Linked DNA regions of Homo sapiens: region 2 is linked to region 1. A link is an interaction called in ENCODE POLR2A ChIA-PET data of the cell type or tissue named here. Cell type or tissue: Panc1. All regions are shown on one strand. Links, peaks and the distances in the headings refer to the core of each region. The heading gives the core; the rest is flanking DNA.

Region 1 (5,706 bases), core at 1,033-5,032:
ATCTTCCTCAATCACCTTCAAGGACAAGTTGTCATCTATTAGACCAATGTTTCTCAAAATACATGTTGCAATCCATTAGCATATCATGAAATCAACTTAATGAAATAGAATAAAATAGAAAATAAAAGACCAGAATGCATCACATATGTTAAGTATAGGTACTGCCTAATAAAACTTTTGTTTCAGGTGTGTGTGTGTATGTGTATATATGCTAGGTCACCATGCAGAATGTATTTTGGGCTGTGGGTCAGAGTAAAAATATTTGACAGTCATTAATTAGACCATAGTCCACTTTCCCCTGAGACCCCATTGAACCTACCATCCATTTCTAGCTGGCCCATCTTCAAGCAAAGATTACTTGCAAAGCCAGGAAAACTTAAGATATGTCTTTACCTTAAGTTTGCAAAATTCTTAGAGTACATCAAGCCCCAAAGCAGATGGAGGATCCCACAAAGGTCCACACTGCCCTGGATTGGAAGCCCTACAAGTAGTCAAGGATATTCACTGAGTTCTGTGATTCACAAATACTCCTTGTGCTCCAGGCTCCCATTCTTCGCCTTCTTCAGCTCCCTGGACAGGCCTTTCAGCTGATGTTCAGCAGGTCTTTGAGACCCTTAAATGCCGCTTCCTCAGGGTCTTGACCCCTAGACAGCCCTTCGACTGTGGCTCTCAAGGCTGCCATATAATAATCCACCTGGGAGGACACTGGGCAATTGCTCCCAGGAATGTAGCTCCCAGAGAAGTCACCACCTGCAGAAGTCCCCTGTACGGTCTGGAAGGTGGAAGTGTCAGCTGTAAAAGTGTCATTCGGAGCATCAGCATTGTTATCAAGAAGGACCCCAGCACTTGTTCCCCCTCTGTACCATCTTCAATGTCTGCAAATCACACAGGGACTCAACGCCTTTCATATACAATAAACTCTGTTATTAAGGATTTGAGCCTCATTTAACTCCCATATTCGGTATATCCCAAGGTTATCCCAAAATAAAAGGAAGCCTATTATCTCCCTTTTAAAAAAAAATCAATTATACAGATATTTGTTGAGCAACTACTATGTGTCAGATACTTTCACATACATGAACTAATTCAATCATAAGAGCAACTCTATGAAGTTAGTATGATTAGCCCATTTTACAAATAAGGAGTGAGAGGGTCAAAGGGGTTAGTCGAGTAACATGCTAGAAGCCACCTAGCTGGTTAGTGGTGGCCAGGATGGGATTTGAACTTGTTTGGTAGACTCTTGGCTTGAGCACTTAACTATGATCCCATACAGCCCTTCAATAAAGAGGCCTCCTTTCAATAAAGAGGCCTCCCTGCCAGTAAGGACATAGACCTCAGGGCCACCTCATGCAGAGCCAGTGCTATCTCTGCATGACTGGCCTAAAAAGTGAAATAAAGGCCAGACACCGTGGCTCACACCTGTAATCCCAGCACTTTGGGAGGCCGAGGTAGGCGGATCACTTGAGGTCAGGAGTTCAAGACCAGCCTGGCCAACATGGTTGGCCTGTCTCTACTAAAAATACAAAAATTAGCCAGGTGTGGTGGCAGGCACCTGTAATCCCAGCTACTCAGGAGGCTGAGTCAGGAGAATCGCTTGAACCCAGGAGGTGGAGGTTGCAGTGAGCAGAGATCACACCATTGCACCCCAGCCTCAGTGACAGAGCTAAACTCCATCTCAAAAAAAAAGAAAAGAAATTTGATTCCCAATGAAGTAGTCTTGCAGGGTGGGACCTAATGGGAGATGTTTGGGTCATGGGTACCACCGTCATGAATGAATTTAATGCTGTTATAGCAGGACTGGGTTTGTCATAAAAAGCTGAGTTCAGCCCCCTGTTCTCTCTCAACCTCTCTTTGCCCTTCTCCCATGAGGTGAGTAGCAAGAAGGTCCTTGCAAGATGCTAACCCCTCAGTCTTGGACTTCCTAGACTCCAGAATTGCAAGCCAATAAATTTCTGTTTATTATGGATTACCCAGTCTGTGGTATTCTGCTATAGCAGCAGAAAATGAACTAAGACAAAGCTTGGTCCATATAATGTGCTATGGTCTAAACGTGTGTGTCCCCAGTGCAATGGTATTAAGAATGGGGCCTTTAGAAGATGATTACCTCATGAATAGGATTGGTTTCCTTACAAAAGAGGTTGAGGGGAGCTGCCCTGTCCCTTCTGCCATGTGAGAATACCTCAAGAAGTCACCATCTTTGAAGCAAAAAGCAAGTTCTCACCAAACACCAAATCTGCTGGCACCTTGATCTTGGACTCCTCAGCCTCCAGAACTGCGAGTAATGAATTCCCATTGTTTTTAAATTACCCAGGCTAAGGTATTTTGTTGTAGCAGTCCAGAAGAACTAAGATGGGATGTAAATAGGTATGAGAAAAGCGTTCTGTGGTCACATAATCTGGGAAACAGAAGCCTAAACAGATGTAAACAGGATTTTAACTTTTATAAACCGCAGGACTTCTTAGAGCAATGCCTGGGTCCCTGGTTGGTGACAATGCAAAGCAGCCTAGCCAGGATGCACACAGTGGAAGAAAAAAACCTTCCTTACCTTAAACTGCTGAGAATGGGGGTTGTGACAGCCACATAACTCAGTCTACTCCGACGTATGTATCATTTATATGGAGTATTTTCGCTGTTGGAAAATCTATAGAAATAGGAAGCCATAAGGTTTCTAGGACCCCGTGAAGAACACATCCATTAGGAGAACTGAAGAGGTGGGTGGCTGGGTGAGCTGCACTTGTTCATTCATGACAGTCAGGGGATATGAGTCATTCTGCTCTACACATGACCAGGGAGACAGAACTATATATAGCAGACAAAATATGATGGGTAGTAACTTAGACTTTCAAATGAGAAGAGGTTTAATCATTGATTAATTAATACATTAAATAAACATTTATTGAGCACCTACTACATGATAAACCCTATTAGGTACTGGGAACACACTGGTGAACAAGGGTTCATACATAGGTTTTCAGGGCTCACAGTCCAGAGTGGGGAGGCATACAAGTAATGAGTTAATTTCAGTCTAGAGTTTTAAGAGCTAAAAGGCACCCAACACAGAGAAAAGGCACTCAACACAAGTGAGGGATTGGGGGAGCTTCCTAGAAGAGGTGACATCTGAGCTGTGATCCAGAGGATAGTTAAAAGTAGCCCGGGGCCATGCGCGGTGGTTCACGCCTGTAATCTCGGCACTTTGGGAGGCCAAGGCGGGTGGATCACCTGAGGTCAGGAGTTTGAGACCAGCCTGGTCAACATGGCGAAACCCCGTCTCTACTAAAAATACAAAAATTAGCCGGGTGTGGTGGTGCATGCCTGTAGTCCCAGCTACTCGGGAGGCTGAGGCAGGAGAATCGCTTCAACCCGGGAGGCGGAGGTTGCAGTGAGCCAAGACCATGCCGCTGCACTCCAGCGTGGGCGACAGAGCAAGACTTTGTCTCAAAAAAAAAAAAAAAAAAAAGTAGCCTGGTTAAGAAAAGGTAAGAAGGAAGGGTATTTTGAGCAAAAGGAACAACTTTCTGTAGCTGAAGAATCTGTTCCAGACCACAGAAGGGATCCAGCAGGAGACTGAGAGCTCCAGGGAGCGCAGGGTTATCTGCAGGGCACAAGGCAGAGGCCAGAGCAGACACAAATATCAGCTGGGGCCTGAAGTCAAGCTCTCCCAGAAAACTCACTTGGAACTCTGGACAGGAGGTGTGCTTCGGGTGACAGGATATAACAGGGCAGCGAGAAATGGCTTCAGGGTGAGAGCAGGGCCTCTTCTTCTAAGGATAAAGAGTGAACCAGGAGGCTAAGCCTGCTGATACCTTGTCTCTGCTTCCTCACCAGGAGACACAGGCTCGGGGGCTTGGCAGCTCTGAGGTGGAGGGGTGCGCAGCTGCCCGGAGGACAGATACACGGAGGTGGGGGTGGCATACAGCTAAGAAGGAGGTCTGGGGAAAAAGAACAGGAGCTCCCCAAGCCCAGCCATGGTGCCAGCCCGAATCTGCCATGCTTGATTCGCTCAGGGTTGAGGTGAGAGATTGAAATGGAAGGCTGGCCCATAAGCCTTGGCAATCAAGCTGGTTGGTGATTCAGCTGTTAGTATGTTGGGGTTATGAGTCCAGGCACTGAAAGTGTAGCTTTGTCGTTCTCCTTTAATTTTGTAATTAAGATTAAAAAATTCCAACCAGATTCAGTTGAAATAAAAGAAGCTAGGACTGAACTAAAGGGAGGCCACTGGTGATTGTAACCAGATGTCTGGAATCGATATAGAAGACAAGGACCGACATGTCCCAGCAGAGTGTAAGCTTCCCCAAACACCCCAAACCCCTCTAGGAATATCCTCTCACCTCAGGAAACTGCTAAGAATGAGCCAGTTGGTTTTCGAGGAACACTTTTCTGACGGTAGGAAAATGTTTTCCAACATCCAAGCCCTTACCTATCCTCTGCATACTTGCTTGTGTTGGTTGTTCATTGACAAAATAAATATTGTAAACAATATAGTGTAGCACACAAAAGCATAGATTTTGGAATCAGCCAGAAGAAACTTGCCTCTACCATCTAGTAGCTATGAGACCTTGGGAAAGTTATGGAACTTCATTAAGCTTCAGTTTCCTTATCTATAAAATAGGATGATCCTACTCTCTTCAGGTAATGATTAATTTAGATATATATAGAAGCCAGCCTGGGCAACATGGCAAAACCTAGTCTCTACAAAAAAATACAAAAAAAAAAAAATTAGCCAGGCTGGTAGTATGTACCTGTATTCCCAGCTACCCAGGAGGCTAAGGTGGGAGGATCACTTGAGTCTGGGAGGTCAAAGGTACAGTGAGCTGTGATAACAACACTGCATTCCAGCCTGGGCAACAGAATGAGACCTAGTCTCAAAAAAAAAAAAAAAAGCCAGATTTGTGGCTCACATCACATCTGTAATCTCAGCACTTTGGGAGGGCAAGGCAGGTGGATTGCTTGAGCCCAGGACTTCAAAACCAGCCTGGGCAACAGAGTGAGACTCCATCTCAAAAGCAAACAAACAAACAAACAAACAAAAACAAAACAAAAACAGCCTGGGCAATATGGTGAGACCCCATCTCTACAAAAAATACAAAAATTAGCTGAGCATGGTGGTGCATGCCTATAGTCCTAGCTACTCAGGAGGCTGAGGTAGGAGGATTGTTTGAGCCCAGGAGGTCAAGGCTGCAGTGAGCCAAGATTGCACCACCGCACTCCAGCCTAGGTGAGAAAGTGAGACCCCATCTCTCTTTTTTTTTTATTTAAAGATACATATAGAAGCATTTAGTATGGTGCCTGGCACAGACAAAGCACTCAATAAGTTTTAGTTATTATTATTGATATTATTAAAATAGAACTTTTAAAACAACCTGCACATACCTGGCTCACTGGCTTAAGTGACACCATCAGTCCTCTGTTACACATACTGACTTAACACTTGTGGCTTATCAAACGTTCATGGGCTGGGCCGCCGTGCGCTTGTGCTCCCCCATTTGGTTGAATTGCATGGGTACTGAGAGTCATTTTTTTTTTTTGAGACGGAGTCTCGCTCTGTCGCCCAGGCTGGAGTGCAGTGGCACGATCTCCGCTCACTGCAAGCTCCGCCTCCCAGGTTCATGCCATTCTCCTGCCTCAGCCTCCCGAGTAGCTGGGGCTACAGGCGCCCGCCACCGCGACCGGCTGATTTTTTGTATTTTTAGTAGAGACCGGGTTTCA
Region 2 (4,852 bases), core at 1-4,000, 270 kb before region 1:
GGGAGGGTGGATGAGCTGATGCCTGGGGCAGGGACAGAACAGCCCTGCATCCTGCACCCAATGCTGCCTGTGCCTGCCCACCAGGCCGTCCTGCCTCAGCAGTTTTATTACTCACAGGGAGATAAGGCCCTGGGGGGAGGCAGCTTGTTCTGAAAGGGAATGTTCCCTGCACGCCATACGCGTTCCAGCCTCAGGGGCCAGGCAAGGGCCTAGTTCAATTTCTGGTCAGATGGATCCTGAGGGGGCTAAACTAGGGTCCCCCTGGGCAGGCCATGGATAGTCCTGGAGGTTCCTGCATCAGAGGGTTTGGAAGGGGCCTGGCAGGGGGAGAAGAGGCAGAGTTAAGGGGAAGTGTGGTTCCTCCCTTGAAGGGAGGAGGAGCTAGAAACAGCAGGATATGGGGGCATCTGCCTCCTTGGAGAACCCCCCAGCTGGCACAGGGGAGAGCAGGAATCATGGAGGGCACCTCGCCTGGCGTGAGTGCTCAGGGCTGCTGATGCGCCTAGGGGACACGAAGTTTCTTCACCGCTTGGTTTGCTTATGTGTTTATTGCTCCTTCCGCAAAGCTGGCTGCAACAGTGACAGGAGTGCCCAGGGCCTGTGCAGCTAGCTAAGGAGCGAGACCCAGCCTTGGTATATTTAACCATCTCATCATGGAGACCCTGGCCTATTTGTTTTCTTCCCTGACTCTCTCTTTTCTTCTTTCTTTCTTTCTTTTTTTTTTTTTTTGAAACAAAACAGGCCACATTTGGGAGCCTAGAATATCAGCGAGTAGAACAATCGCTTGTGACTGCCGCATCCATCACAGGCTGAGGTCCTGCAGCAGCCCGGCCTGGAGGAGCCGCCACCGGCCCCGCTGCCTTCACCATAGCCCGCACTTTATTAGAATTTATACGTTGCCCCGATTGAGGGGGAAAATAATTAACACCCCTACAAATATATCGTAAACAAAATATTTATTAGAAATAAATAACTCATTTATTTTACATATTTCATTTCAACAATAACATTACCCAATTTATCATTTAACATTTTTGCAAGACAATTTAACGACTACTTATTAGCATTTCCATTTTTCAACCGCGCACCATAAAGCACAGGCGCTCCCCAAATGGCCTGGCACAGGCCGAGCCAGGGGCTCAGAAGACCCTGGGGAGGGCTGTGGACCCCCTGGATCTCTCTCTCTCTCTCTCTCTCTTTCTCTCTCTCTCTTTTTCATTGAGATGGAGTCTCGCTCTGTCGCCCAGGCTGGAGTGCAGTGGCACGATCTCGGCTTGCTGCAACCTCTGCCTTCTGGGTTCAAGCGATTCTCCTGCCTCAGCCTCCTGAGCAGCTGGGACTACGTGTGAGTGCCATCATGCGCAGCTAATTTTTGTATTTTTAGTAGAGACGGGGTTTCACCATATTGGCCAGGCTGGTCATGAACTCCTGACCTCAGGTGATCCACCTGCCTCGGCCTCCCAAAGTGCTGAGATTACAGGCGTGAGCCACCACCGTGCCCGGCCCCCTCTCTCTTATATACCCAAAAGTATGCAGGACAGACAGCCCACAACAAATACATGCAGTCACCTTCGACCATAGACATCCTCGCCTCACATAAACTATAGAGCTGCTCTCCCCAGAGCAGACACCTCCAGAAGACACATATAAGTATACGATTGACACCCCAGTGTTCATGCTCATGTGGACCCCATTATCACCCCCCTACACACATGCATGCACACACACTCACATTCCTAGTGGCCCACACCCAATTGCACACAGACGCAGTCACTGGCTGTGCACTTATGCCAACCTCAGTTCTCACATAAGTGGGTAATGGAGAGAAGGGCAGTGCGGTCTCTTCCCTCTAGCTCCACAGGGGTGGGGTGGGGCATGGACGAGAAGCCCAAGTGCAGGATGTGAGTCCCCTTCAGTCCCCACCTGTGGCCCTTGGGCTTCCCTCTATGTCCCTCTTCTGTTTTCCCCTGCTCAGCAAGGATTTCCTGGGATCATGTGCCCATTTTTACTTCAAACTTCTGCCCCAGGGAGGTCATCCTGAAGGCTGGGTCTCTCCAGTGCCCAACCCCAAGTATATTCTCTGGGAAGGAAGTGTGTAAGAACCAGGCCTCAGCTGCTTGGGTTCTGGGCTGTGAATCCAGGGCTGGGGCTCTGGGCTACAAACGAGAGGTTAGAATCTGGGTGAAGTAAGGTTAAACACCTGCTGATATTTGGTGCATTTGCGTGTCTCTTCTTCACCCAGCGTCAAGGCCCAGCCTAGCTCCTCTGCCTGCTTCTTTCTGTGGGCAGAGAGAAGGCAGCAGGGAGAGTCAGTATCCCAAGTGACAGACGAAGCTGGAAGACGCTTCTCCATCCTCCTGCCCTCTAGTTCTGACCTGGTGCCTGGTGGAGGTGGAGGGTGTCCCTAAATGCTCATGGAATCAAACTGAAGCCCCCACCCCACCCTCCTCTCAATCCCTAAACAGTACTCATTTCTGTGTGTGTCTGTGTGAAGACACGGGCTGAGGGAACAGATGGGTATGCAGCCCTCAAGGACACACAAGGGTACACATATGTGCATGCGTGTGTGCCACTCAGTGTGCATTCTGCCCAGGCTGCCTCACTGCCTCACCCCCAGCACCAGTCACAACGTCTGGGAGATTTGGGTCCATTTTGAGGTGTTGGAGGGCCAGGGCTGAGATGTTCCCCCGAGTGCATAGCCTTTCTGCCCTCTCTCTGGGAGGTGAAGGTGGGAGACTGGTGCCTGGGTTGGGGGGGGTGGCTGGGGCCCAGGAGACAGAGCAGGGAGGCCCTTCAGAGTCATCTAGCCAGGGGATGGGGGCAGGGCCCAGGGCGAGCACACACAATGGCTGGAGGTTGGAGGGTCTGAAACTGGAGACTTTAATAAAAGCCACTGACAGCAAATAAAGCTGCCAGGGGAGTCCCATTACCCACAACAAGGACCCTTTGTGAGCTAAGCAGGACTGAACTGACCCTTCTCCACCAGCCTGGCCCCATACCCACCCACCCAGGCCCCGTCTCCCTGCAGGCTCCACAGTCCCCATCCCCAGCCCAACCCAGTCCAGCTCAGGGGCTTGCCAATGCTGAGGGGATCGGGCTGGGGGATGCTCCACAGCCTGCAGGTCTTTCTCTACACCTACCCCAGTCTCCCTGGTTTCCAGTGCCACTGGCATTTGGTTGTTTAGTGCCCTTCACAAGTGTTCAGTAACTCCACTGCAGGATTACCTTTGGTTAAATAAGTGGGAAACTGATCCCTGCTGTGGGATCCACTCACCCTGGTCCAGTTGTGGGGCAGGGGACTGATAGCGAAGATCGGCCTGGTCCTGATATGGACCCTGGTATGGGCCTTAACCCTAAGACGGCCCCTTTCCTCTCCAGAGACCAATGCTGACCCCGGTACTGTGGTATATCAGAAAGACTTCTGCACTTCGGGTCCGGCAGAGCTGGGTGGAGTCCTGGAGCTGCCCCTTACCAATCGTTTGACCTTGGACAAATCATTTCTCCTCACTGAGCCCGTTTCCTCATCTTTTCAATGGAGCTGGTTTATTTATTTATTTGCTTATTTTTAATTTCTTGGGATTTTTAGACAGGGTCTTGCACTGTTGCCCAGCCTGGAGTGCAGTGGAGTGATCACGGCTCACTGCAGCTTTGACCTCCTGGACCGAAGTGATCCTCCCACCTAAGCCTCCCGAGTAGGTAGGACTATGCCCAGCTAATTTAGTATTTTTTGTAGAGATGGGGTCTCCCTATGTTGCCCAGGCTGGTCTTGAACTCATGGGCTCAAGTGATCCTCCTGTCTCGGCCTCCCAAAGTGCTAGGATTATAGGTGTGAGCCACCATGCCTGGCCCAGTGGGGCTGATTTAAAAGAGTTCCTCTCTGAAGGTTAGGATTAATGACCTAATAGATGTAACACATAAACTTTAAGGCGCCCCACAAATGAGGGTTGTTATAATCACTCACTTCAGCCCCACTTTGAAACCAGATTGTAAGTTGAACTTTGATCTCCACGCAGGTTCTGAGTCTTGCTCTGATTCCCAACCAGACAATGATATTGTTAGGGGCACAGGAAGCTCAATGAACGGCTGTTAAATGAAAAATTGAAGAAAGGGATGGAAGACATTCTAACCCCTGACCTCAGCTAGGAAGCCCACTGATTGCTGGAGGATCTGGGGGAGCCAGGCAGGGAATGGAGAAAGCTAGGGGTCAGAGCACAGGCCTGGAGTTTGGGGACACTTGGAGGAATGGGGGAAAGTGGATTCAGGGCAGTCGGGGTGCTCTGAAGCAGAGTTGGGGGTGCTCAAAGGGCAAGTTCTCTGAGGTTGGGTGCTGAGGAAGGAGGTAGAAAGGGGGCAACCCATGGGGCTTGGGGTTGCTGCTTTAAGGGCAAGGTGGGGCCTGAGATGGGGGCACCACACAGGGTTACAAGATGGGCGTCCGCTATCACAAGTCCCTCCTTGGTCCGGCAGGAGGGGATTCTGGTGCAGGGCGGGGAGGGAGATTAGGAGGCGCTCTCAATTGCCTTAATGGGCTCTAAGAGGCGGGATCCTATTACAGCTCGGGGTGCCCCGGGGTGCCTTGCTGGGAAGACAAGCTAATCTGCCATGCAAATTAAATCCTGCCTCAAGACGCAAAGCCTGCTTAATGTGATCCATTACACAGTTTACTTGTTTATATCTAATATTGGAACAGGCAGCCCGGGCGGGCGGCAGCGGCAGGCGGAGCAGCCCAAAAGCAGGAGAGTAAATTACCAGCAAAATGAGCTTTTCCAGCCTCAGCCGCTGCCACCACCCGTGCCTTCCTGGCTTTCAGCGTCTTGGGCACCCCCTCCCGCCCGCAGCGTCCCCTCACTCT

Evidence for each region. ChIA-PET counts read pairs that join two places held together with the same protein. Peaks named below come from ENCODE experiments on the same cell type or tissue, not always from the same donor. Only the 100,000 strongest peaks of a DNase experiment are listed, where the experiment ranks them.
Region 2: POLR2A ChIA-PET joins it to region 1 with 9 read pairs; 2 of 35 experiments call an interaction of 5 or more read pairs at or near these places.

Annotation. Positions count from the first base shown.
Region 1 is chr10:100,597,462-100,603,167 of GRCh38, reverse strand. No RefSeq gene overlaps it. Among named protein-coding and RNA genes, the nearest start is that of HIF1AN, 64 kb to the right of the region's middle. In Panc1, for the core only: no CTCF peak of the experiment used is centred there; a DNase peak (open chromatin) is centred at 2,739; H3K27me3 peaks cover 522 bases.
Region 2 is chr10:100,866,602-100,871,453 of GRCh38, reverse strand. No RefSeq gene overlaps it. Among named protein-coding and RNA genes, the nearest start is that of SLF2, 44 kb to the left of the region's middle. In Panc1, for the core only: no CTCF peak of the experiment used is centred there; no DNase peak of the experiment used is centred there.